Linked DNA regions of Homo sapiens: regions 1, 2 and 4 are each linked to region 3. The links are chromatin contacts, found by Hi-C or POLR2A ChIA-PET in ENCODE. All regions are on one chromosome and are shown on one strand. Each heading gives the region's core, a stretch centred on a gene start or an enhancer-like site at or near the end of the contact. The rest is flanking DNA. Distances are from core to core; before and after follow the strand shown.

What was found. A loop is a pair of places that touch in the nucleus more often than their neighbours do. ChIA-PET counts read pairs that join two places held with the same protein, here RNA polymerase II (POLR2A). Pooled maps may share reads with other maps.
Region 1: a pooled map shows a loop between it and region 3 (3-fold over the local background). The contact joins two enhancer-like sites. A Hi-C loop is called at or near these places in 4 of 168 maps with a recorded cell type or tissue (B cell, ascending aorta, sigmoid colon and 1 more) and 12 of 50 pooled maps. POLR2A ChIA-PET finds 5 or more read pairs at or near these places in 5 of 52 experiments (AG04450, MCF 10A, T-cell and 2 more).
Region 2: a pooled map shows a loop between it and region 3 (4-fold over the local background). The contact joins two enhancer-like sites. A Hi-C loop is called at or near these places in 2 of 168 maps with a recorded cell type or tissue (GM12878 and natural killer cell), 25 of 37 single-sample maps with no recorded cell type and 10 of 50 pooled maps. POLR2A ChIA-PET finds 5 or more read pairs at or near these places in 7 of 52 experiments (B cell, CD4-positive, alpha-beta T cell, H1 and 4 more).
Region 4: a map with no recorded cell type shows a loop between it and region 3 (15-fold over the local background). The contact joins two enhancer-like sites. A Hi-C loop is called at or near these places in 2 of 37 single-sample maps with no recorded cell type and 4 of 50 pooled maps. POLR2A ChIA-PET finds 5 or more read pairs at or near these places in 2 of 52 experiments (Panc1 and activated T-cell).

What each region holds. Positions count from the first base shown.
Region 1 is chr6:90,216,796-90,219,495 of GRCh38, forward strand. All of the region lies in intron 3 of BACH2 (BACH transcriptional regulator 2), which reads right to left. Among named protein-coding and RNA genes, the nearest start is that of BACH2, 79 kb to the right of the region's middle. RefSeq lists an enhancer at 914-1,572. Within about 2 kb of position 1,421, at least 38 of the 41 ENCODE cell types and tissues checked have a DNase peak (open chromatin) inside an H3K27ac peak, as active enhancers do; they include B cell, where a contact is called at or near this core.
Region 2 is chr6:90,273,224-90,275,923 of GRCh38, forward strand. The region is part of intron 1 of BACH2 (BACH transcriptional regulator 2); the gene reads right to left. Among named protein-coding and RNA genes, the nearest start is that of BACH2, 22 kb to the right of the region's middle. Within about 2 kb of position 1,333, at least 4 of the 41 ENCODE cell types and tissues checked have a DNase peak (open chromatin) inside an H3K27ac peak, as active enhancers do; they include B cell, where a contact is called at or near this core.
Region 3 is chr6:89,834,065-89,836,764 of GRCh38, forward strand. All of the region lies in intron 1 of CASP8AP2 (caspase 8 associated protein 2), which reads left to right. Among named protein-coding and RNA genes, the nearest start is that of CASP8AP2, 5.5 kb to the left of the region's middle. Within about 2 kb of position 1,252, at least 6 of the 41 ENCODE cell types and tissues checked have a DNase peak (open chromatin) inside an H3K27ac peak, as active enhancers do; they include B cell, where a contact is called at or near this core.
Region 4 is chr6:90,250,300-90,252,999 of GRCh38, forward strand. It overlaps BACH2 (BACH transcriptional regulator 2), which reads right to left. Exons shown (of 9, transcript NM_021813.4): 3 at 2,214-2,291. Among named protein-coding and RNA genes, the nearest start is that of BACH2, 45 kb to the right of the region's middle. RefSeq lists an enhancer at 1,296-1,385. Within about 2 kb of position 1,317, at least 3 of the 41 ENCODE cell types and tissues checked have a DNase peak (open chromatin) inside an H3K27ac peak, as active enhancers do.

The DNA of each region.
Region 1 (2,700 bases), core at 171-2,670, 380 kb after region 3:
GACATTTTTGGTTGTCATGACCCGGGGGAGGGTGCTACTGGCATCTAGTGGGTGAGACCAATGATGCTACTGAAGATCCTACCACGTACAGGACACACCCCATAATAAAGTATTACTGGTCCAAAATGTCAATAGTGCTGAGATTGGGAAATCCTGACGGGGAGGGAACATTCAAGGATATGGGTAGACTTAAAATCATGCCAACTCATAATCACATTATAATAATGTGGCACCATGCAACTTGGGGTCCCCAAAATGTAAACAATTAACAACCATAAAAATTTACCAGTTCTCTCCTTGAGCGAAGTAAAAGCTGTAACTTACACAGAGTAAGACCATCAGAGTTGCCTGGAAGAAGTGGAACAGCTTCAGTGTTGGACTATGTTATCATCAATATCATCAGTGCCTTGTTTACTCCAGGTCAAGGTGTGATCTGAGTGTCTACTATCAAAATTCAGTGGTAGCTATTAACAGAAGGAGTTTATACGTGAAGTTCTATGGTCACTAAAACCGTCTAAATAACCTAAGAATATCTAGCTCTGGAAAAAACTGCAAAATGTTTCAACTTTTAAAATACCAACAAAATATGAGGAACAATGTTGATGTTGACCTACATTCTATCTAGGGTGGCTAAAAGAAATAGCTGCACAATAGGGTTCTAAATAAATGCAGAATTGAAGAAATGCATCATAACAAAGATAATCAGGGTGACTATTTTGAAATGCTCCCCATTTCTGTTTTTCTTTCTGTTTTCAAATATTCCCTCTCATCCACGCGGCATATTTTCATTACATTTGTTGTAAGAATGTACATTTAGATAATCTACTCACTATTCTTTTATGCATTCTTTTACTCCAGCCAAAAAGGGAAAAAGTCCCTATCCAAACAAAGCTAATGCATGTAAGCAAATTTGAAGGAAAAAAAGAATTTCATGAATGAGCGGGAGACAATTTTTTAATGGAATGTTTTAAAGGCTTGTGGTATAAACAGTAAACAAAATTGATTCACTAACATTAATACTGTTTGCCATGATGTGAGAGTTGGTCTTTTTTTTTAATGCCCCAGAAGCTAAAGGAAAATAAATACTGTGGTAGGGAAAAATAATACCTTACTTGGCATTTTGAAGTCATTGCTCAATCCTTCTTGAGCAAGAAAACCATAGTAATGACTTTGTTTTACCTACCGCAATTATGGTACACCTCGCAGCAATCCTTCACAATATTTTCCTCCCTCTGTTCAAGTCCTGCTAAATAATCTCTGGAAACCATTAACTAAGAGTACGGTTCCAATTTTCCTGTTCTCCCTCCTCTGCTGCCTCAGTGTCATGTTGGCGTCAGGACAAAGCAAACTTGTATGACATCACAGAGCAAACTCATTTTCTGTAAACCAGCCCCTTGGTAGTTTACCGCTACTGGAACCCAACGCTGTCAACAGTGTGGTCTTTGTTTGGTGGGTGTTGCTCTAAAAATTTTTTTAAAGTTTCCCAACACCTTCTTCTTTTAAACAGAGGCAAGCTGCTGGAGGCGCCGTCCTCGCCTGGCCCGCCCCACTCTGTAAACTAGACATTACCTTATACACAAATGACTCTAGGCATTCCTCAGTCTAGCTGCCTCACTGCAAAATTCCTATGCTCCTCAGCAGCAGGGCAGCGCACATTCCCCTGGCTTCCCCTCTTTCCTCTTCCCCCACCCTCCTCTTTTTCTTTTCTTTCTTTTTTTTTTTTTTAATTTCCACTGCCTCACTGTGTTTTTGTGTAAATGATCTCACATGACTCAACAAATCCATCTGCCTGAAGCAGGCCAAGTCTGGAGCCCTCCCAGGAGGGAGGAGAAGAATTGCTTTGTGGAAAGGACCTGGAGCTCTGCCCTTTCTCTGGCTCGAATTACCCGCCTGTCAGGCCTGACGGATTTGGCTAAAAATAAAAGGAAACGGGCCGTGAAAAGCAGATGAATGGGCTCAGCAGTTCCTTAGATAACACAGGCCTGCTGTTGCCCAAAGCTCCCCAAACAGAAACTTCAAATGCAGGGCCTCTGAGTCAGTGATGTGGCTTCCAGGTGAACGAGGCCTGTCAAATCCACTGGAGTTGGGGGACATGGCCTGGGCTGTGAATTTCGGTTTCCTTTCCGTGTGTGTGTGTGTGTGTGTGTGTGTGTGTGTGTGTGACACAGAGAGTGAGAGTGCACGCAAGAGAGATTGAGAGAGTGAGAGAACCAGTCTAGTATTAAAAGGTTCTCAGAAAACAGTAGACTTCAGTGGAGTGAAGGCTTGTAAAAAAAAGAAAAAAAATTGTTGTTTCCACTACAAAATTATCCTTCTCCCCACCTCCAACACCAGACATTTTCAGCCTCCCTATGATGTCACTTCTCTGTTTAGAGCCAGCAAAGAGCTAAAAGTCTTTCTTGTAAGTGTATGCCCAGCGCCTGCAGTGGGTATTAAGCACTTAGGTTGGCAATGTAATGACACACTGTAACAATCTGTAATATGAGGCAGTCAGCAAAGCCCTGGCTCTGAAAGCTATTTCTCCCGACCATTAACCATATGTTTGGCTCCTCAGATAGCCAAGCGGGTGTTCCAGCTTACCATCTGGTTTCTATCCACACAAGCAACTGCAAAGCACAGGCTATGTCCCTCTGGAGCTGTGTGTTTCTTTTTCTCTCTCTTTTCCGCTCTTCTCTTCCCCTTTCCTCCTCCCAGCTCCTT
Region 2 (2,700 bases), core at 83-2,582, 440 kb after region 3:
GGCACACACCTGTAGTCCTGGCTACTCAGGAGGCTAAGGCAAAAGGATCACTCGAGCCCAGGAGTTCGAGGCCACCATGAGCTACGATCATACCACTGCACTCCAGCCTGGGCAACAGAGCAAGACTCTGTTTCTAAAAAAAGTGGGGGCAGGAGGGACTTGATAATATCTCCTGCAAAGGCTTGCTGTGAAGATAAGAATAGTTAAAAGGTGTGAAGAACTTAGAAGAGTGCCTAGCACAGTAAGCACTCCATTAAGTGTTAAATGGTAATGGCTCCCAGCTGGACTGGCCCACACAGCATCTCCTAAACCTGTGTGCTCACCCTTCCTTTGTTATTACACCTTCCATCATTTGGCTTATACAGTGTGGAAACTCTTCTTCTCTTGGCTCCTCTATACAAATTCTGCCCACTGTCAAGGCTCGGGTCTGATTTCCCACTCAGCCAGTGGGAAATCTGAGTACTTCAGCTGCAAACTAGCTTTTCTGCCTCTGAACTTCTAGAATATTTACTAGATGTCCCTAAATCAAGTTGTTTTTTAAATTACTGAGTGTGGAGGGAAGCTCACAGGCTGGAAATTACTGGTGATGGAGCTGGAGGTCTTGCTCTTTCCTCTGGGTGCCCCTAAGTGGGTAATGTCTCAGAACCCCAGCTTCTTTCTCTGAAAAAGTTATTATCTTATTTATAAGGTTTCCTCAAAGACTGAATAAGAACATGTAAAGCTCCTATCATATAATCAGGCGTAAACATTAGTTCCCTTCCAGTGGGACTATAAACCTCCAAGGGTAGCTCACGTTTCTCCGTGCTCCAAGGACAGTAATATGCAGAGATTAAACAGACAGATAGGGGAATACAGACTGAATAAACGAAAACCTTTCCAAGTCTGATTTTATGACAATATTCTGAAAAGGGCTTTTCCATGCCTATTCTAAACAACTGACAGTGCTTCCATCATAAAATGCATTTTGACACACTTAATCTTCCAAGAACATACGTTGATTCTATGCCCTGATGAGAGAATATATTAGCTACTTAACCTTTATCTAACTCTTACATAATATTAAGATTTTTTTAAGATTCATTTTTACAAAACCCAGAAAGTCCACACACAACAAAAACAAAACAAAACAAAAAAAGGAACACAAAGTAATTGAAAAGACTTTTCATACCTAAAAAGGGAATTTTTAATCACAACCTTAGTCATAAACCTCAACAGGCAAGTCAGAAGCAGTGAAAGATAAAAGTGCCAACAAGAAAATCCGGTTGAAGTGCCACTCGGGTTCATGCAGTGGGTTACAGGGCGCACAAGACAAGCTGGCGGAAGTGGGTGCTGTACCTTTATCACAGCCGCCCCCACCTGACCACCTGTAGCAGCCTCAGAGGAAGCAGACAACCCCCACACACTTTCCAGCTGCATCTTTGCAGCCACAAAGTACGCACATACAATCAGCTAACGTATAAAAGTATATCAGAAGCATCAATGTGAAAAGGGAAAAAATCTTTAACTCGTGATGAGTAACCTGTGTTATTTAGATTCTGTCATTGAGACCTGATGCTAAGGGGAGACCCCTCTAAAGACACCCACACAACCCTGATAACTGGCAGCATAAGTGCATAATCTTTGCATCAAATACCTGGGGCACTGAAGAGGCTGAAGCAGCAAATCCTCTGGTAGAGGGTGAGGACCAAATGGGGGTACCTCAGAGGCTACAGTTCCTCCCCCTAGTGTTCAATGACAAATGGAAACATGTCACTGGGTCCAAACGCAGGGAGGACTAGTCTTTGCTTTGGCACCAGGCTAGACAAAGAAAAGACCCCTTGCCCCGTGACCCCACATTGTCCTACAAAGGAAAAGGCTGGATTTTGTTGATGAATGCAATTCACATGTTTGGAGCAGTGTCATTTGAAAGGACTGCTTCAGAAATTCATGCAAGTCACATAAGTGGAGAGAAAACAGGAAAAAATTAAGAATGGCTGTTTACAAGTCACTTCTAAAACTTTGCTTTGTTCTACTTGAACAATTTTTATCATCATTTAAAGCAGTTAAATTAAAATGCACCTGCACTGTAAATCGTGAGAGAACATACCTGCTCTTCAAATATGACTTGAAAATTATTTGGTTTCTCCCCTACCTCCCCCTACCTGGGATGCTCTCATTTTACATTTAATTTGGAAAATTAGAAGAAAAATGGAATAAGCTCAAATCCTAACCAAAATTTGTTTTTACTTTTAAAATACAACCATTTTAGAATTTTTAAATAAATGTAAAATATTTTATTATTTACTTAACTTTTACCTTCAGGGTTACATGTGCAGATTTGTGATATGGGTAACTTGCGTCATGGGGGTTTGTCGTACAGATTATTTTGTCATCCAGGTACTAAGCCTAGTACCTGATAGGTTTTTTTTTTTCTGCTCTTCCCCCTCCTCCCACTCTCCACTCTCCAGTAGGCCCCAGTGCCTGTTGTTCTGGATGGGCGTAGCGGCTCACGCCTGTAATCCCAGCACTTTGGGAGGCCAAGGCGGCCTGAACATCTGAGGTCAGAAGTTCGAGACCAGCCTGGCCAATATGGTGAAACCCAGTCTCTACAAAAAAATTAGCCAGGCATGGTGGTGTGCACCTTTAGTCCCAGCTACTTGGGAGGCTGAGGCAGGAGAACAGTTTGAACCCAGGAGGCAGAGGCTGCAGTGAGCCGAGATC
Region 3 (2,700 bases), core at 2-2,501:
CAAAAGCAAAAAAAAAAAAAAAGTACCATTCAGCATACAAAAGTTACACATTAAAAGTGTATATATAGGGCTGGGTGCGGTAGTGCACGCCTGTGATCCCAGCACTTTGGGAGGCCGAGGCGGGTGGATCATAAGGTCAGGAGTTCAAGACCAGCCTGGCCAAGATGGTGAAACCCTGTCTCTACTAAAAATACAAAAAATTAGCTGGGCGCGGCAGCAGGCCCCTGTAATCCCAGCTACTGAGGAGGCTGAGGCAGGAGAATCGCTTGAACTCGGAGGGCAGAGGTTGCAGTGAGCAGAGATTGTGCCGCTGCCCTCCAGCCTGGGTGACAGAGTGAGACTCTGTCTCAAAAAAAAAAGTGCATATTTCCTTTTTTTTTTGAGATGGAGTCTCTCTTTGTTGCCCAGGCTGGAGTTCAGTGGCATGATCTCGGCTCACTGCAACCTCCTCCTTTCAGGTTCAAGTGATTCTCCTGCCTCACCCTCCCAAGTAGCTGGGATTACAGGTGTGTGCCACCATGTCTGGCCAATTTTTGTATTTTTAGTAGAGATGGCGTTTCACCGTGTTGGCCAGGCTGGTCTCGAACTCCTGAACAAAGTTGATCTGCCCACCTCGGCTTTCCAAAGTGCTGGGATTACAGGCGTGAGCCACTGCGCCTGGCCTCAAAATTTGTTTTTTATCCTGAAATCAGCAGGAAGCACTGAAGGGCTTTTTGGTGGGGTTTTTTTTGTTTTTTGTTTTTTTTCTTTTGAGACGAAGTCTCCTGTCCCCCAGACTGGAGTGCAGTGGCGTGATCTCGGCTAACTGCAGCCTCCGCCTCCCAGCTTCCAGAAATTCTCCTGCCTCAGCCTTCCAGGTAGCTGGAATTATAGGCATGCGCCACCACGGCTGGCTAATTTTCGTATTTTTAGTAGAGATGACGTAGGCTGGTCTCGAACTCCTGACCTCAGGTGATCTCCTGACCTCAGATGATCACCCACCTCAGGTGATCGCCTGCCTCAGCCTCCCAAAGTGCTAGGATTACAGGCGTGAGCCACCACATCCAGCCTAAGCACTGAAGTGTTTAAGCAGAGTTGGGAACACGATCATGTTTGCATTTTTAAAAGACAACTCATGCTGAGGTTTGAAGAACAATTTGAAATGGGGGAAGACTGTCCATTTGAATACACTTTCCATTAAATCTTGTTGACTACCTCTCAGATCTGTTTTTAGTGTTTTGTGGGTTTTTTGGTTTGGTTTTGAGACAGTCTCGCTCTTTGACCCAGGCTGGAGTGCAGCAGTGCAATCACAGCTCACTGCAGCCTCCGGAAGCATGTGCCACCACACCCAGCTAACTTTTCTTTTTTTTGTAGATATGGAGTCTCACTGTGTTGCCCAGGCTGGTCTTGAACTCCTGGGCATAAGAAGTCCTCCTGCCTCAGCCTCCCAGAATGTTGGGATTACAGGCATGAACCACCGTGCCCAGCCAAGATCTGTTTCTTATTTTTATTTCCACTACTAAGAACTTACAGTGACACCTCGTTGTCTTCTGCTTTGTTTTGGTAGCCTTTTCTATCTCCCTTCCCACTCATATTTTCCAGACTCTTGCCAGAGTTAAACATCTAAGATGCAGATTTGATCATTATATTGCCCTACTTTAAAAACCTTCACTGGTTCCCCCATTCCCTTCTGGATGGAATCCAAGTATCTTAATCACATAATACATCCCCTGACCTTTATTTTTTTTTTTTTGAGAGAGTCTCACTGTCACCTAGGCTGGAGTGCAGTGGCACGATCTTGGCTCACTGCAGCCTCGGGGCCTGTGACTTCCTAAACTTTATTCTCACATTCTGATCTTGCCTTCCCATGTTCTATTCTGTAGGTGTTCACACCCATACTTGATTGTGAACTTATAGACAGATGTGGTGGGGAACAGATGTGGGGAGATCGTGTCAAGAAGTGTTCGCCAATGTGAGCCTAATTTAATTGAACCTTGGGATTTTGGAAACCTTGAGATAGTGAATAATGGAGCTAGAATGGTAGGTGTCAGTCTATGTCAGGATAAGGAAGTTTTTTTTTTTTTTTAATGGAGTCTAGCTGTGTGGCACAACCTCGGCTCACTGCAACCTCCCCTTCCTGGGTTCAAGCAATTCTCCTGCCTCAGCCTCCAGCAGTTGGGACTACAGACATGCACCACCATGCCCAGCTAATTTTTTTGTATTTTTAATAGAGGTAGGGTTTCACCATGTTGGCCACGATGGTCTCGATCTCTTGACCTCGTAATCCACCTGCCTTGGCCTCCCAAAGTGCTGGGATTATAGGCATGAGCCACTGCACCCAGTCAGGATAAGGAATTTGTACTTTATAGAAATTGGGAAGTAACGGAAAGTTTTTGAGCAGGATTGCGGTAGAACTAACCCAGTAGTTGTGCGTAGCATGTATTTGGAGTGGGGAAATAATTAGGTAGCTATAGTGGGGTCCTGAAACAAATCGAAATGGCAAGAATGGGAATAAATGGGAGAAATATTTCAGAGGTAGCATCAGTAAATCAGTAGTCTGTTAGGGAATGTTAGTGCTACTCCAAGAAATTAGAGAAATGAGGAGGTGAGCAGATATGGATGGAAAGATGATCTCTTGTTTTGGACTTGGTGAGTTTGTACCTACAGGAATGTGTTTATTAATGTTAGCATTTGTTTGTTTGTCTGTTTTGAGACAAGGTC
Region 4 (2,700 bases), core at 67-2,566, 420 kb after region 3:
CAGTTTAAGAAAAGTTGACCTACCAAAGCCAGAACTGCTAAATAATTACAAAACAGTTGTTTTAGAAATCACTTCACCCTCCGAAAGGAGTCAACTTTCCATGTATACTTAAAATCACTCATAAAAATGGATTTACCATTTAAGAAATAATTTTCAAACACACATGTAGTTTGTCAAATGAAGCCTCACTGTTCATTCATTCATTCATTCATTCATTCGACAGATATTGATTGAGCCCTGTTATGGGCCAGATGCTGATTGTGGCACTTGTGATACAGCAGTGAACAGAAGAGTCTAAACTCCCTGCCCCAATGGTGCTTGCATTCCTGTGTTACGTCCACACAGCTGTGTAACTGACTCTGAAGAAAAATGAGCTTTTAAAACATAATAAACATTTCAGTTTTGCCAGATGAAAAATTCTAAAGATTTGTTACACTACAATGTAAATATAGCTAATATTACTGAGTTATATACTCAAAAATGGTTAAGAGAATAAATGTGTTCATTTAACCAAAAATTTTTTTAAATGAAAAAAATAAGCATAACAAACATTTACTGAGTACTTACCATGTTAGGCAGAGCATCATCTCATTTAATCACAACAACCTTAGCAGGAAGGCACTATTATTATTCTGTTTTACAGATGGGTACACTGAGGCACAAAGAGGTTAAACAATTTATCCAGGATCACATATCCAAGGGATAGAGCTGAGATATAGGCCCAAGTAATCTGATACCAGCAACTTGTCTCCTAACTCCATACAAAAAGTTTCAAAGATAATACTATTTTCAGTTGGAACTACAGTTAATAATACAAAAATAGTAATAATAATATAGTACAAGGAATAATAATCAACTTTTTTTTTTTAATCCTGATGATTTGTAACCCAACTTACTGTCCTTTTGATGGCCATTTTTTCCTAAAAACCTCAGTGTTGAACAAACTGCTTTCAACCACTTCTCTGTAAGCCATAATATTCTTTTCCTTCAAATGGAAATAAAGAAAAATCACACAGGATGGTTTCTTTTAGACAAGATCAGGCACGTTCAGGGTGGTGTGGCCATAGACGCGGATGGTTTCTTTTAAAACAGACATTACTGAAACTGTAAATATTTTTAGCCTTTTGTACTTTTCATCCAGCAGCTTAACTGAGAATGATATAGAAACATTTAAAAATAGCCACTCAGTACTCTGAAAACCATTAGTTTAGCACATACCCAGCACCTGCTTGACACATCTTAATCAACACTCTTTTGCTAGTCATATTAAAAAAAGAGAGAACCCTTTTGCTTTCAGAATTTTTTCCCTTAAAAAACGTATGTGTCACCAGGGTATTTTGCCCTCTCTCTTTCTAACTTAGAGGGTAACACCTGGAGTAAGTCATGGGTGACTAATGAAGATGCAACTTTCCCCTCAGCATGATATACTTCACAGGATGGAAGTAAAAGCTTCTAATAGGAGCATTTATTACAATTGTTAGGATTGTAATGGAAAGTTAATTTTGTTTTATAGTTTGTAGAAATGATTCAGGATGATATGAGAACACTTTCTATAAACCTGCACTGATAAAAGGAAGATGATAGTGATGACACATGATATACTTTCTGAGTTGTTTTTCCAGGGGTGGGAAAGTTCAATCCACAGATTTCAAGACAGAAAGAAGAAAGGAAAGGAGAAGGAAGGAAGAAAGAAAACAAAATTTTTTTTAGAATTGACTATGCTCAAATACACTGTGCTTTTTAGCATCAAACTTTCAACCATGGTCTGAGCAGCACTATGTTGTAACAAAACTGGAGTAGCCAGCCTGAGCAAACATGAACATCACAATATTTTAAAGTTCAAATAACATAAGGCACCAGTTTTAAGACTGCCCGGGTATCCTTTTTAGCAATACAAAGATTCACACAACTTGGTGACAGACAGCTTTTCCCTCCAGCCAAATCTGATGAAGACTTGATAATATCACCTGCCATAATCAAAATTCCTGGGCACATGGGAAGGTCTCTGACTCAAATCAAAGAGAGCTTTGGGCCCCAAAGCTATGGGCCCCACAGCTATGGGCTACCAAAGAAAGGTTATAACCAGGCTCCAGTGTAAACCATTTTGTTTCTTTTAACAGTTTTAGATCTTCTAAAGTATATGAGATGATATTAATAAAATTTAAATTTCCTGCTAAATTTTTTTAGTCTCTTTCCTTAAAAGTAAAACTTACAATGATCAGAAAGCATGCTTTCTTCTGGCTTTATCATTCAACTTCCCAGGCAAAGATGATCAACAGCAACACTCTTATCTAAAGCAAAAGTAATGGATATGATTATCACTCTGGACAGAAAGTCTGTATTTGCCCATTTTTATCAATGATTGAGACAATGATCCAGAAGCTGTATTGGTACAAAAACACAACACCAGGGATGCCAGAAACAGGATTACAAAAGTTCTCACAAGGTTAAAAATAGACCAAAATGAATATAGTCAAGTTTACTAGGCTCAAATGTGAGGTCCTGTATGGTCAGTACATGGAGGTCCAGCAGCCTCTTGATTCAATACAGGCAGTGTGATGGGTTTGCAAAAATGTACTCTTAGGCTGCATTAATAAAGACACTGTTCTCAAGGCCAGATAAGCCACAGTCCCTCTCAAACTGCTCAGAAAGAGTAGCTTTAGGGCCAGGTGCAGTGGCTCACGCCTATAATCCCAGCAC